Regions from separate parts of the Homo sapiens genome. Here region 1 is linked to region 2. A link is a contact called in ENCODE Hi-C or POLR2A ChIA-PET data. All regions are on one chromosome and are shown on one strand. The core of a region is the stretch at or near the end of the contact, and the rest is flanking DNA. Distances in the headings are between cores, read along the strand shown.

Region 1 (6,061 bases), core at 1,590-4,089, 420 kb after region 2:
TCCAGTTTCTACACAGCAGTCAGGACGACTTTTTGAAATAAAAAGTTGGCCAGGCACGGTGGCTCACGCCTGTAATTCCAGCACTTTGGGAGGCTGAAGTGGGCAGATCAGAAGGTCTGGAGTTCGAGACCAGCCTGGCCAACACAGTGAAACCCCGTCTCTACCAAAAATACAAAAAACTAGCCAGGCATGGTGGCGCATGCCTGTAATCCCAGCTACTCGGGAGGCTGAGGCAGGAGAATCGTTTGAACCCGGGAGGCAGAGGTTGCAGTGAGCGGAGATTGCACCACAGCACTCCTGCCTGTGCGAGACTCCGTCTCAAAAAAAAAAAAAAGTTGTTTGTAGTAAGACTTACCTTGCTTTAAACTTTTTTTTTTTCTGACGGAGGTAAACCTTTAAACGACTTCCTATTACTGTTAAAATAACATCCAAGTCATTTGGGTAATATTACGGGAGAGTTCATTGTACTGTTCTCTCCCTACATTTGAGTGGTTTGAAAAGTTTTCTATAAAAGTTTAAAAAAGAAAAAGAAACAGAAAAAGCTGGTCCCAAATCCTTAACATTGCTTAAAAGGCCCTGCATCAGCCGGGCACGGTGGCTCACGTCTGTAATCCCAGCACTCTGGGAGGCCGAGGTGGGTGGATCACCAGAGGTCAGGATTTTGAGACCAGTCTGACCAACACAGTGAAACTCCATCTCTACTAAAAATACAAAAATTAGCCGGGCATGGTGGCGCGCATTATAGTCCCAGCTACTCGGGAGGCTGAGGCAGGAGAATCGCTTGAATCCGGAAGAGATTGCAGTGAGCCAAGATCGTGCCGCTGCACTCCAGCCTGGGTGACAGAGCGAGACTCTGTAACAAAAAAAAAAAAAAAAAAAAAAGCCCTGCATCATCTCTTTGGCCCTAACCTACTTTATCACAGCACCCTTTTGCTTTCCACACAACAACTGCTGAAGTTCCTGAAATGACCATCTTCCCTAGCCTCCGCGCCATCTATTTCCTTTGCCTGAGCCTTTCTTCTCTCCTTTGGGAGTCATCTTCCCCTAATTCCTATTTATCCCTAATATCTAAGCTCAAAGATTACTTTCCTAGGAAAACTTTCCCAGCTTGGATAAGTCCCCCTGTTACCTTCTCTCACAAACAACTTACATTCTTTATTTTAGCCTCTGTCTTTGCTTATTGGCATTTATTTGTGTGATTATTTATTTTATTTTACTTTTTGAGATGGAGTCCCGCTCTGTCACCCAGGCTGGAGTGCAGTGGCACCATCTTGGCTCACTGCAACCTCTACCTCTCGCCGGCTCAAGCTATTCTCCTGCCTCAGTTTTTCTGAGTAGCTGGGATTACAGACGCCCCCCATCACGCCCAGCTAATTTCTGTATTTTTAGTAGAGAGAGACGGGGTTTCACCATGTTAGCCAGGCTGGTCTAGAACTGCTGACCTCAGGTGATCTGCCCACCTCAGCCTTTCAAAGTGCTGGGATTACAGGCGTGAGCCATCGCTCCGGGCCCTGATTATTTGCTTAATATCTGTTTTGCCCAATGACACTGTAGAGTCTAAAGGCAGAGTCTGTAATTGTCACTATTGTATCCTTAGCATTCAGTACACAGTAGGTACTAAAATTTTTTTGAATGAAAAAAATTAAATCAAGTGTATGCTAATTATTATACATTATTAAATTAAAATGCAAGTAAAGTACCCTCCACAGTGCCCAGCTGAAAACAACTGCTCAGTAAGTGTGAGCTTCCATTAACACTGGACTGCAGTCAGCCTCATATCATTAGTGTGCTTAACCACTCCCTCCTGCACACATTTTTTACACATTTTTGGACTCCGCCAGTGCCTAGCACTAACATTAGTGTTATAAAAAGATACTCTGTATTCACTGAATTTAATTGCCTTTTAAATAAATCCGACTTTCAGCATATTTAGAAAGAAGACACAACATGAACTTTTAAAGTTTCCCCCCTAAAAACAAACTGCAACCGGCCAGACTTCATACTACCACATTATTTTCTGCATTCGCATCAAAACAAATCAGCAGTTTCCTATCTTTACTTATCTCAAATTACGTACATAGGAACTCAACGCTGGATGCCACACGAACATTCATCATTGCTGACAAGTAATAAACTCTTTTATTACTGGCAGCGAAAAGGAAAAAAAAAAGGCACAAAGAAGAAATTAAGGAAACGTGAAATCAGCGAACACCAGGCCTTCAAAACATCAGAGAAAGTGAGTGGTGGGAGTCGGGTGAAGTCACTAATAGGCATACTTTGTATCACTGGACTGCGATCGTGCAGCGTTCGCCTTTGAAAATAGAAACATTGTGTTGCGCATAACTGTAAGTTTCGGAACGCCCTGCGAGAGAACCAGGAGCTGTGCCTTCAGCTAGCTCGCAAGTCAAGCCGCAGGCGAGTCAGGGGCTCGGGGTCGCCGCTCACCTGGGCTGGGCGGGACCCTGGCTCGGGCTCCGCCGCCGGCGCCCCTTCCCGAGTCGCAAACACGCGGCCCTCCGGAGCGAGACTCCCCCCGACACCGACGATCCGCGGCGGCCAAGCCACAGGCCGCGACCCCTCGGCCCCAGCCGGCAGGCGACCGCCCCGCCCCGCCCTCACCCCGCCGGACGCGGCGCGGCCCCGGGACGCTCACCTCCGGGCACGGCCTCCCGGCCTCGGCCTCACTCAGCTCAGGCACCGCAGGCACCGTTTGGCCGCGGGCTCCGTTTGGCTGGAGCCCTTCAGAGCCGGAGCGCCGCCGCCCCAGACCGCCTCAGGTTCCGCGGCCGCGCCGCTGAGATCCCGCCAGCCTCTCTCGGTCTTCGCCAGGCGCCCAAGCGCGCGCCGACGCCGGCTCCGCGCAGACCCGAGGAGCGCGCGCGGACGCGGGGGCGCGCCGAGGGCGGGGCTTGCCGCGGCCGGGCGCTTCAAGTCCCGGCGGGAACGGCGCTAATGGCCGCCTCCCCTTCCCACCACTGGCCCGGCGGCTAGCTGCCTTCATGGGTAGGGGAGATGCAGGCAGCTCGGTGTGTGCTCACCAGAGAACCCAGAGTGTGCTTACCTGGGTACCTCCTCAGCCTCAGAAACCATGGAGAGACATCCCTGCATTCTGACAATGTTGAACTTGACCTGAGCCCTGTGGACAACGAAGTTGAAGAAACCCCCACCCACCTTTTTTTTTTTTTTTTTTTGAGACTAAATCTCGCTCTTGTCCCCCAGGTTGGAATACAATGGCGCGATCTTGGCTCACCGCAACCTCCGCCTCCCGGATTCGAGCGATTCTCCTGCCTCAGCCTCCGGAGTAGCTGGGATTACAGGCGCCTGCCAGCACGCCCGGCTAATTTTTGTATTTTTAGTAGAGACGGGGTTTCACCATGTTGGCCAGGCTGGTCTTGAACTCCTGACCTCAGGTGATCCGCCCGCCTTGGTCTCCCAATGTGCTGGGATTACAGGCGTGAGCCACCGCGCCCGGCCCCTTTGTGTTCCTAAAAGGACTTACTACACGCAACCGCCCTTCCGCATGTGACTTTGTCAGGACTCAAGGATGCCCCCGTCGTTAGCTGTGACAAGGTCAGGCCCAGACCCTCTAAATTCCAGTTCTTCGCCTCGCAAATAGTTAGCTGACCTGCCTGTACTCACGATGTGGACAAATCCCGGCTGCCTTGACTTGACAGGACTTGAGTGAAGCAGCTCTCCCTGGGCCTCTCTACACGGTGACCGAGCCTCAGCCGCAGCCAGCGAGCAGCCCTCCTCATCCACCGCCTGAAAATAGACGGACCCCAGGGAAACAGTCTCTGTATAGTCTCATCGCTGCCACCTCCAGTCTTCTCCCCACTTCCCCACACCCGGGTCTTTCTAGCCCTGTTCACTCATCTCTGTAAAAGGAAAGCCCTTTTCTGCCTGACCCAGGAGATCGCTGCAGATCTCATGGTTGGAGAGTTCTCCCGGTTGCTGTAGCCTCCCCCAATCCCCACTCTCAGTTGCAATAGTTTCTTTCCCTTTTCTTGGATCTCTTCCACTGAACTCTCTCCTTACGTATATCCAGATTTGTTTTTTATTTTATAGTCCAGCATTCTCCCAATTGCAACAGTCCTTCTTCCTATTGCAATAGTTCTCCACCCTTATTGCAATAGTCCTTTTCCCCCCTGTTGCAATAATCCTTTCCGAATAAAGTCTCGGTTTGCCTAAATCGGGATTTATTTGTAAGTCTTTAGTGCGGGGACTCAGATTGAGATTGATCCTCACCTACAGGCCCATGCCGTTCCCCCCACCACCACCTCCCTCATCTCCTGTTCAGTGATTTTGGGAGCCTGTGGTGAGTTCAAATCTCACTGCTCATGAGACCGTGTCTGTTGAAGCACAATAAGGAGTTAAATTGATCCCATTAGGCAAAGAGACTTTTCTTTGACCATTCTGTGAGAGCTCTTCCGATTTTTTGGTCCCAGCACCATTTAATGAAGAGAGGATTCTTCCCTTGTCAAAAATCAATTGACCATGGATGTATAAATTTATTTCTGTACTCTCAATTCTATTCCATTGATTATGTATCTTATCTTTATGCTAGTACCATACTATTTTGATTACTGTAGCTGTATAGTAGCTGTATACAGCTGTATAGTAGCTGTATAGAAATCAGGAAGTTTGAGTCCTCCAACTTTGCTCCTCTTTTTCAAGATTGTTTTGTCGCTTGCAGTTCTGTATGAATTTTAGCTCAGCTTTTCCATTGCTGTTAAAAAAAAAAAAAAAGGGAGGGGGGGGCCACTGGGATTTTGACAGGGATTGCTTTGAATTGGTAGATCAATTTGAGGAGTATTGATACCTTCAATTTTTTTTTTGAGATGGAGTTTTGCTCTTGTTGCCCAGGCTGGAGTGCAATGGCATGATCTCGGCTCACTATAACCTCCGCCTCCCAGGTTCTAGTGATTCTCCTGCCTCAGCCTCCCAAGTAGCTGGGATTATAGGCATGCACCACCATGCCCAGCTAATTTTTGTATTTTTAGTAGAGACAGGGTTTCACCATGTTGGTCAGGCTGGTCTTGAACTCCCGACCTTAGATGATCCACCCGCCTCGGCCTCCCAAAGTGCCGGTATTACAGGTGTGAGCCAACACACCCAGCCGGAGTATTGATATCTTAACAATACTGGTGCGATGACTCACTTTATATATAAAGTCTTCAAATCCTTAAGCATGAATATTTTTGCATTTATAGTCGTGCGCCACATAACAACCTTTCGGTCCATGACTTACAGCATATGTGATGGTGGTCACATAAGATTATAAGGCCATATTTTTACTGTATCTTTTCTATGTTTAGATACACAAATACCATCATGTTACAATTGTCTACAGTATTCAATACAGTAACATGCTGTCCAGGTTTGTAGCCCGGGAGCAAGGCTATGCCATATTGCCTAGATGTGTAGTACACTATACCATCCAGGTTTGTGTAAGTATACTCTGTGATGTTCACACAACGACGAATTCACTTACACGACACATTTCTCAGAAGGTGCCCCCATGGTTAAGCACTACATGACCATACTTAGACCTTCTTTCATTTCTTTCAGCAGTGTTTTATAGTTTTCCACGTACAAGTCTCGTACCTCTTTGGTTAAATATATTTCAAAGTATTTTATTCTTTTTGATGCTATTGTAAAAGGAGTTGATTTATTTCCTTTTTAGATTTTTTATTGCCAGTATTTGGAAATACCACTGATTTTGTGTGTTGATCTTGTATCTAACAACTTTGCTGAATTCACTTATTAGCTCTAATCATTTGCTAGAGATGGGGTCTCCGTACATTGCCCAGGTTGATATCGAACTCCTGGGATCAAGTAATCCTTCCACCACAGTGTCCTGAGTAGCTAGGACCACAGACGTGTGCCACCATGCCCGACCAATTAAAAAAAAATTTTTTTTGTAGAGATGGAGTTTCACTGTGTTGCCCAGGCTGGTCTCGAACCCCTGGCCTCAAACTATCCTCCTGCTTGGGCCTCCCAAAGCACTGGGATTACAGGTATGAGATACCACACTTGGCCATAGTTTTATTTATTTCTTTCT
Region 2 (6,398 bases), core at 2,437-4,936:
GCCTGTAATCCCAGCTACTCAGGAGGATGAGGCAGGAGAATCGCTTGAACCTGGGAGGCGGAGGTTGCAGAGAGCTGAGATCGCGCCATTGCACTCCAGCCTAGGCAACAAGAGTGAAACTCCATCCTAAAAAAAACAAAACAAAAACAAATAAAAAACCCCCAAAGTTACAGCATTGTTTTGAAGGTAAAACTATAACATGAAATATGAGCTCCAGGTTCTCAGTCTTTCTACTCTATATGATAATGGTATTTATCTTATGGGATGCCTGGACTCTAGAACTGTTGCTTCTACCTATTCTATACTCTTCTTACACTGCAGGTTTGTTTTGGGGGTAAACATGGTAGAAATGGGGTACAGGATGGAATCTTTGAAAACTAACTTAAGGGGAGATTGATAGAACATAAGATACATATGGTTGAGGAGAAGGATCAATAATACATGGAAAAGAAAACAGATAGAGACTAAACGCTCCCAGGGTAAAAGCTAGGTCACCAGGAACAAGTCTAAGAATCTTGCCTAGACTGTGGCAGAACTAGAGGAAGAGAAATGTAACATGGTAGGACTTAGCTCCTCCAGGTATTTGATTTCCAGCTGGTGCCAGAAGTAAAGAAAAGATGCTGGGATTTGGAGAATACTAAGGAGGAAATGTATAGACACACTTCCAAGGCTGCCCTATGAGAAGAGGAAGTCAAGGAACTGGGATGGCGGCTGCATCATCTAAATGAATCATGAACACTGAAAGACACTAAGGATGATGAAGGTCCTGGGCGGAGAGTACTGGCTGCTCCATGTGCAGAAATTCTTGAGGAATATATTGAGTGCCCTGGAAGATGGTAAATGATAAGGATGAGGATAGAGGATGGGTGTAGCTAGTGTTATAAGCCTCATAGGAGAAGGGGCTTTTGCATGTGAGTGGAAAACTAGGATCTGGATGCAGTCGAGGAGCAAGGAAAATGTTTCTTCAGCCACTTCCAAGGTCTGTGCTTCCCTCCTGTATTCCATTCTTTATCTTGTTGAATAGAACTACCATTACCCAAAAACCCAAGAACCCTTTACTCCTTCTCATTCCTTATATCCAACCACCAAATGCTTAATATTGCCCAAATTTATCCCTGAATCACACAGGGTGGGAGGTATGTGTGAGAGAGAAGATAGATAACTGGAGGTGCTTGCATTTTGGGCTGTGATAGAGTAGGACAGGATGGACAAACTGGCCTCAAAGTTCTGAAGGGAACTCTGGGATACAGTTGTTTTAGTACTTGGGATACTGTAGGCATGCATTCAGGACCCTGATTTCCAGCAGAGGTTGTTAGTTTTTTGGTTTATTTTAGGGGGGCTTTAAATTTTTTTTTATTCCTTTATAAGCATCTCTTTCTACAAATTCCATTTTTGTCCTGCCAAGGATTTGGCACCTCCTTTAGAAGGAAAGGAGACTCAGGGTAAATTGCACCAGGTCTAGAACCCGAAAACACAAATGACATTGGTCAAAGGATGGGAGAAAAATGAAGACTAGCTATGTGCCTAACAGGAATAAAAAATAGGTTTTACCTCTCAGACCAACTCTCTGGAGCACTATGTTGTGAAGGATTCTGGGGCTTTGACTCTCAAATATGGGCTCCAAAAGAGCATATCAGTTAACTGGTGAAGGGTGCAATGGGAATGAGGCCACGTGCTCAAGATTGCTATCCTTGGCCTGGGTGGTTTGTTTGCAGATAAGGACAGATTGGCTGGTCCCCAGCAAGTGAGGGGCCTCCTAGACTGATAAAAGAGTCAGGCTTCTCTGTGTCACTGAAGCTCAGGACCTGTCTGTCAGGTCTTGGTCAGGTTCTAATCGAAGAGTTAGGAAAAACACTGAGTGTGAGAGCGGGAAAAGCCTGTTTATCATCATCGATGTTTGGTAAATTCCTCCTAAGCTGGCTGGCCAGTTCAGATAGGCCTGGGTTTGGAGCCATCTCACCTTCACCTGCCTCAACAGGTAAGGAATGAAAGGATGCCAGGGGTTATTTGATCTACACAGATCAAATCAAGGGATATGAGTTTTGGACCCCAGACCAGCCCTCACCCTGCTTCTAAAAGCCAAAATAAATCTTGGGTCTTGGCCGGGCGTGGTGGCTCACGCCAATCCCAGCACTTTGGGAGGATGAGGCGGGTGGATCACCTGAGGTCAGGAGTTTGAGACCAGCCTGGCCAACATGGTGAAACCAGTGTCTACTAAAAATACAAAAATTAGCCGGGCGTGGTGGCAAGTGCCTGTAATCCCAGGTACTTGGAAGGCTGAGGCAGGAGAATTGCTTGAACCTGGGAGGCGGAGGTTGCAGTGAGCACAGATCTCACAGTTGCGCCACTGCACTCCAGCCTGGGCAACGGAGTGAGAGTCTGTCTCAGGAAAAAAAAAAAAAAAAAAAAAAAAAAAAAAAGAAATCTTGGGTCTTATATCCAAAAATCTTGAGTCTTACATTTGGTTACTTTTTTTTTTTTGAGACAGAGTTTCGCTCTTGTCGCCCAGGCTGGAGTACAGTGGTGCAATCTCTGCTCACTGCAACCTCCGCCTCCCAGGTTCAAGCGATTCTCCTGCCTCAGCCTTCCGAGTAGCTGGGACTACAGGCGCCCGCCACCACGCCCAGCTAATTTTTGTATTGTTAGAAGAGGCGGGGTTTCACCATGTTGGCCAGGCTGGTCTCCAACTCCTGACCTCAGATGATCCACCTGCCTCGGCCTCCCAAAGTGCCGGGGTTACAAGCGTGAGCCACTGTGCCAGGCCGACATTTGGTTACGTTCATTAGGAAACACTAACTCCTCCCTCACCCCAATCAAAAGAAAGCCTTTCCCCTTGAAGAAGCTTCTTGTCAAGGGCAAACCTTTGGGGTTTTGGGATACGGTGGCGGCTTGAGTTGAAGTCTGGTCTTTTGTGAGGAGACCAGGAACCGGGAGGGGAGAAAAGAGACAAATTCTGAGTAGGAGCTTCGCCTGTCCCTTGGCGAGGGGTGGGGAGGAAAGTTTAGCTTCGTCGTGCTATGCTCTATGGGGACAGAGTCTTCCTACTGCTCGGCGGAGTGTGACTAGCGTAGAGGGTGCTCCTCGTGGGCGCTCCGCGTGTGTTATGGAGGAGGGCGAGGAATGGTGAATGGATGACCGAGGGTATGGTTAAGTCCTCCAGGTCCCTGAGAAGGGTTCAAGAGGCCTGTAACAGACCCATGGGCAAGGGTGGGATCAACCTCCTTCCCACCTTCCACCCCCCAATTCCCAGAGAATTCGTTCCCCCAGATCAGTGGAGAAAACTTCGGCGAGTGAGAAGGTTCCAGGGAGAACCCCGTGGTGGGTGCAACAGGGATGTGGCAGGCACTGCTTGGGACTTTCCAAAACCCCGGCGTCTGCCGTGGCAGGAAAAGCACCACCCAAGCTCAGCATGTTACCTCGGGGAGGAGGAGCCAGGTGGGTCTGTGCAACTCCAGGAAGGGCTGCCAGGTCTGGGGCTTCGGGGCCTCCCCGAGGGCAGAGAGGAGCGCTTCGGACCCGACCGACTCGGAGCAGACCTTCAGGGTTCAATGCCCCGGAACTCCTGGGGCGAGGAGCCACGCCCGGGCAGTTTCGGGCTCCGGAGGGTGGGGAGTCGGTGCCCGGCAGCGGGCGGGCCGTCAGCTGCCCGGCCCGGCGCCTACCTCCCCGCCCCCCGGCTTCCTGCGGAGGCCGCGGCCGCCATGTTGTTGTGGGGCTGAGGCGGCGCCGGCGGAGCCCTGAGCGGCTGTGACAGGCTACGCAACAGGTTCGCGGGCGGCGGCCTGACGACCAAGCCAGCTGCAGTGGCGGCGACGGCGGCAGAGCAGGGTCTCCCCGCGCCTGCCCGCGCCCAGGCTGCCGGTGCTGAGGGACGCGGAGTCGCGCTGTGACGAGCGGGAGGCGCGGCGAGGGCGCCAGGTGGGTGAAGCCGCTAGCGGGGCTGCAGCAAGGCGCGGGGCAGGTGCGGGCGCCGCGCCCGCTGCCCGGAGGCTCTGCGGGTCGGGCTGAGGCGGCTGTGCGCTCCGCACGATGGGGACGGGTCCTCGGGAGTACGGGCGGCCCCCGAGCTAGGCCCCTGGCGGGCTCGGCCGTGCGGGGCGGAAACCTCCGGCCCCGGGTTCCTTCCTCTGCTGCCGGGCCGGGACAGACGCCGAGGGGGCCTGGGCTGGGCTGCCCCTTCCTTGCGGCCGAGCCCGGGTCCCTGGCCGCGGCCTCGTCTGGCAGGTGGCGGACGCCGGCGAGGGTCGGGGGTGGCGTGGCCCCCTCGCTTTCGGGGTGTGAGCAGAAGAGAGCTCTGGGGGCACCCGCACGCCTCCTCGGGGACCCATTTTATTTTCGCGGAGTTGGTTTTCCTTCCTGGCAAGGGTTGGTGCCGAATGTCAGGTGAGCCGCATCCCGGTGCGTCAAAGTAGCCCGAGTCACGAGAGGACAGTGGGCGGATGCTTGGCGTCTACCGCTCGCGTTCCTCCGGAGTTGGAAATGTTAAATTTACCTTCAGCGTTATTGACTTCCAGAATATACAGGAAGCACCGAGAGATGTAATCTCTCAGGCCAGATAAAGTTTATTTGTGTATTTATTTATTTATTTTTAAAGACGTCTGCATATGCATAGTGAGTGGGTAAACCGAGGCTGAAACTGCAGATGGCTTTGTATTCTATAGAAAGATGCTCCGTTTGGATTTATTAATTATGCGCCTTGTCGCTCTAGAATTACCAATGGCAAGTGTGCTTTATTTGAAACTTGTGTTAATACTGAAATAGGAATATTTTTTGATGGAGCCAACCCCTTTACGATAGGAATTAAGGTTAGCATAGAAATGACTTGCTTTGCTCCATGCTTCTAGTTTGTCTCACTAGTGTTTGCTTGCTTACTCAGAAATAGGCAAGGTGTGACTTGAAATTTTACGTTGTTAGTGAGCTCAGTTTAGGTAGCATAGCTCTTGTAGTTTAAAGCTTCTTAAGCGTTTCGAAAAATTGCCTCTCTCCCTGTGCTGGTTTGCTATATTGTTAATCAGTGATAAAACCTAAAAGCTACCTAGAAACATCGCATAAAACATTTACGCGAATTAATAATGACGTCCTTCCAAATTTAAAGATACTGACAACTCTGATGTGTTTTCCTTTAGCTTTTTTTGGCTGTGCCTGTGACTCTCTTGTAATTTCAAAAGTAAATAAAGTGGATGTATTTTATGTTTTTGAAAACGTGGAAAAAATGTGCATTGCTGCTATTTTGATGTAATATTAATAAGCAGTTGAAAAGCTTGCATTTTTTCACCCTTCCATGCATTGATAACTATTCCCTGTGCCCACCTTTGTAATGAAAGGTAAACTCGTCCAAGAAAACTTGACCTGTACAGAATTACTAAGCAGGGAGTTACCATTGTTCGGTACATCTCAAGGCTAAAATCTTGATCTCTCCTGAATATGAGGAGGTGTGTTAGGCATGTTTTGGGGATTGGATTAATAGTGTTAAAAAATTTGTATTTTCACAAAAATAGCATGTACCCATCACCCAAACTCAGCAGCTTTCAAGAAGCTTTTCTTTTTTTCTTTCTTATTTTAAAAAATCCTTTAACCTTATGTAGTTAGTATATCTTTTTTAAAAAGTAGAAAATCATGTAACCTTAGGATTTTTAGTTTTAATGTAGAGTTTCACAAATTTCCATCTTTAGTAAGACAAAAGGGTCACATATTGGCTGTCTCCTTCAACTATACTTTCTTCAGTATAAAATATGTTTACCATGGTTGTCATTTATCGAGCACGTAACTGCATGTTAGACTCTATGCTAAGTGTTTTACATAATCATTTAAAGCTCACTAAGGCCCTAGGAGTAATTATTATCTTCCCATCAAAAAGGTAAGTGAAATGTTAACCTGAAGTTTGACTACTTTAGGTCTCTGAGCTAGTAAGTACAATAGCCAGGTTTCAAACCAAGATCCTTTTAACTGCAGCACCTGTGCCTTATCTGGTAGAGTCATCTTGGTTCATACATTTAAAAAAGAGTTATCTATGTGCCGGGTGCCCTGGCTCATGCCTGTAATCCCAGCACTTTGGGAGGCCGAGGAGGGCGGATCACCAGGTCAGGAGTTTGAGACTGACCAATAAGGTGAAATCCTGTCTCTACTAAAAAATACAAAAAATTAGCCTGGCATGGTGGCGTGCGCCTGTAGTCCCAGGTACTCAGGAGGCTGAGGCAGGAGAATCGTTGAACCCGGGAGGCGGAGGTTGCAGTGAACCGAGATCGCACCACTGCACTCCAGCCTAGGCGACAGAGTGAGACTCCGTCTCAAACAAAAAAAAGAAAAAAAAAGTTATATGGGCATTCAGTAAAAAATATGTGTTTAGTGAATGAGTGAAAGTACATATTAGTCCATTAAGTAGCATTTTTACATATTGT

Evidence for each region. A loop is a pair of places that touch in the nucleus more often than their neighbours do. ChIA-PET counts read pairs that join two places held with the same protein, here RNA polymerase II (POLR2A). Pooled maps may share reads with other maps.
Region 1: a map of CD8-positive, alpha-beta T cell shows a loop between it and region 2 (5-fold over the local background). The contact joins the promoter of UBXN2A here to the promoter of ITSN2 in region 2. A Hi-C loop is called at or near these places in 2 of 168 maps with a recorded cell type or tissue (CD4-positive, alpha-beta T cell and CD8-positive, alpha-beta T cell) and 8 of 50 pooled maps. POLR2A ChIA-PET finds 5 or more read pairs at or near these places in 1 of 52 experiments (GM12878).

What each region holds. Positions count from the first base shown.
Region 1 is chr2:23,937,241-23,943,301 of GRCh38, reverse strand. It overlaps UBXN2A (UBX domain protein 2A), which reads right to left and starts at 2,839. Exons shown (of 7, transcript NM_181713.4): 1 at 2,654-2,839. RefSeq lists an enhancer at 2,093-2,202 and silencers at 2,333-2,812, 2,873-2,972, 2,834-3,029.
Region 2 is chr2:24,357,824-24,364,221 of GRCh38, reverse strand. It overlaps ITSN2 (intersectin 2), which reads left to right and starts at 3,686. Exons shown (of 40, transcript NM_006277.3): 1 at 3,686-3,918. RefSeq lists an enhancer at 3,253-3,402 and silencers at 3,503-3,802, 3,813-3,862, 3,873-4,272.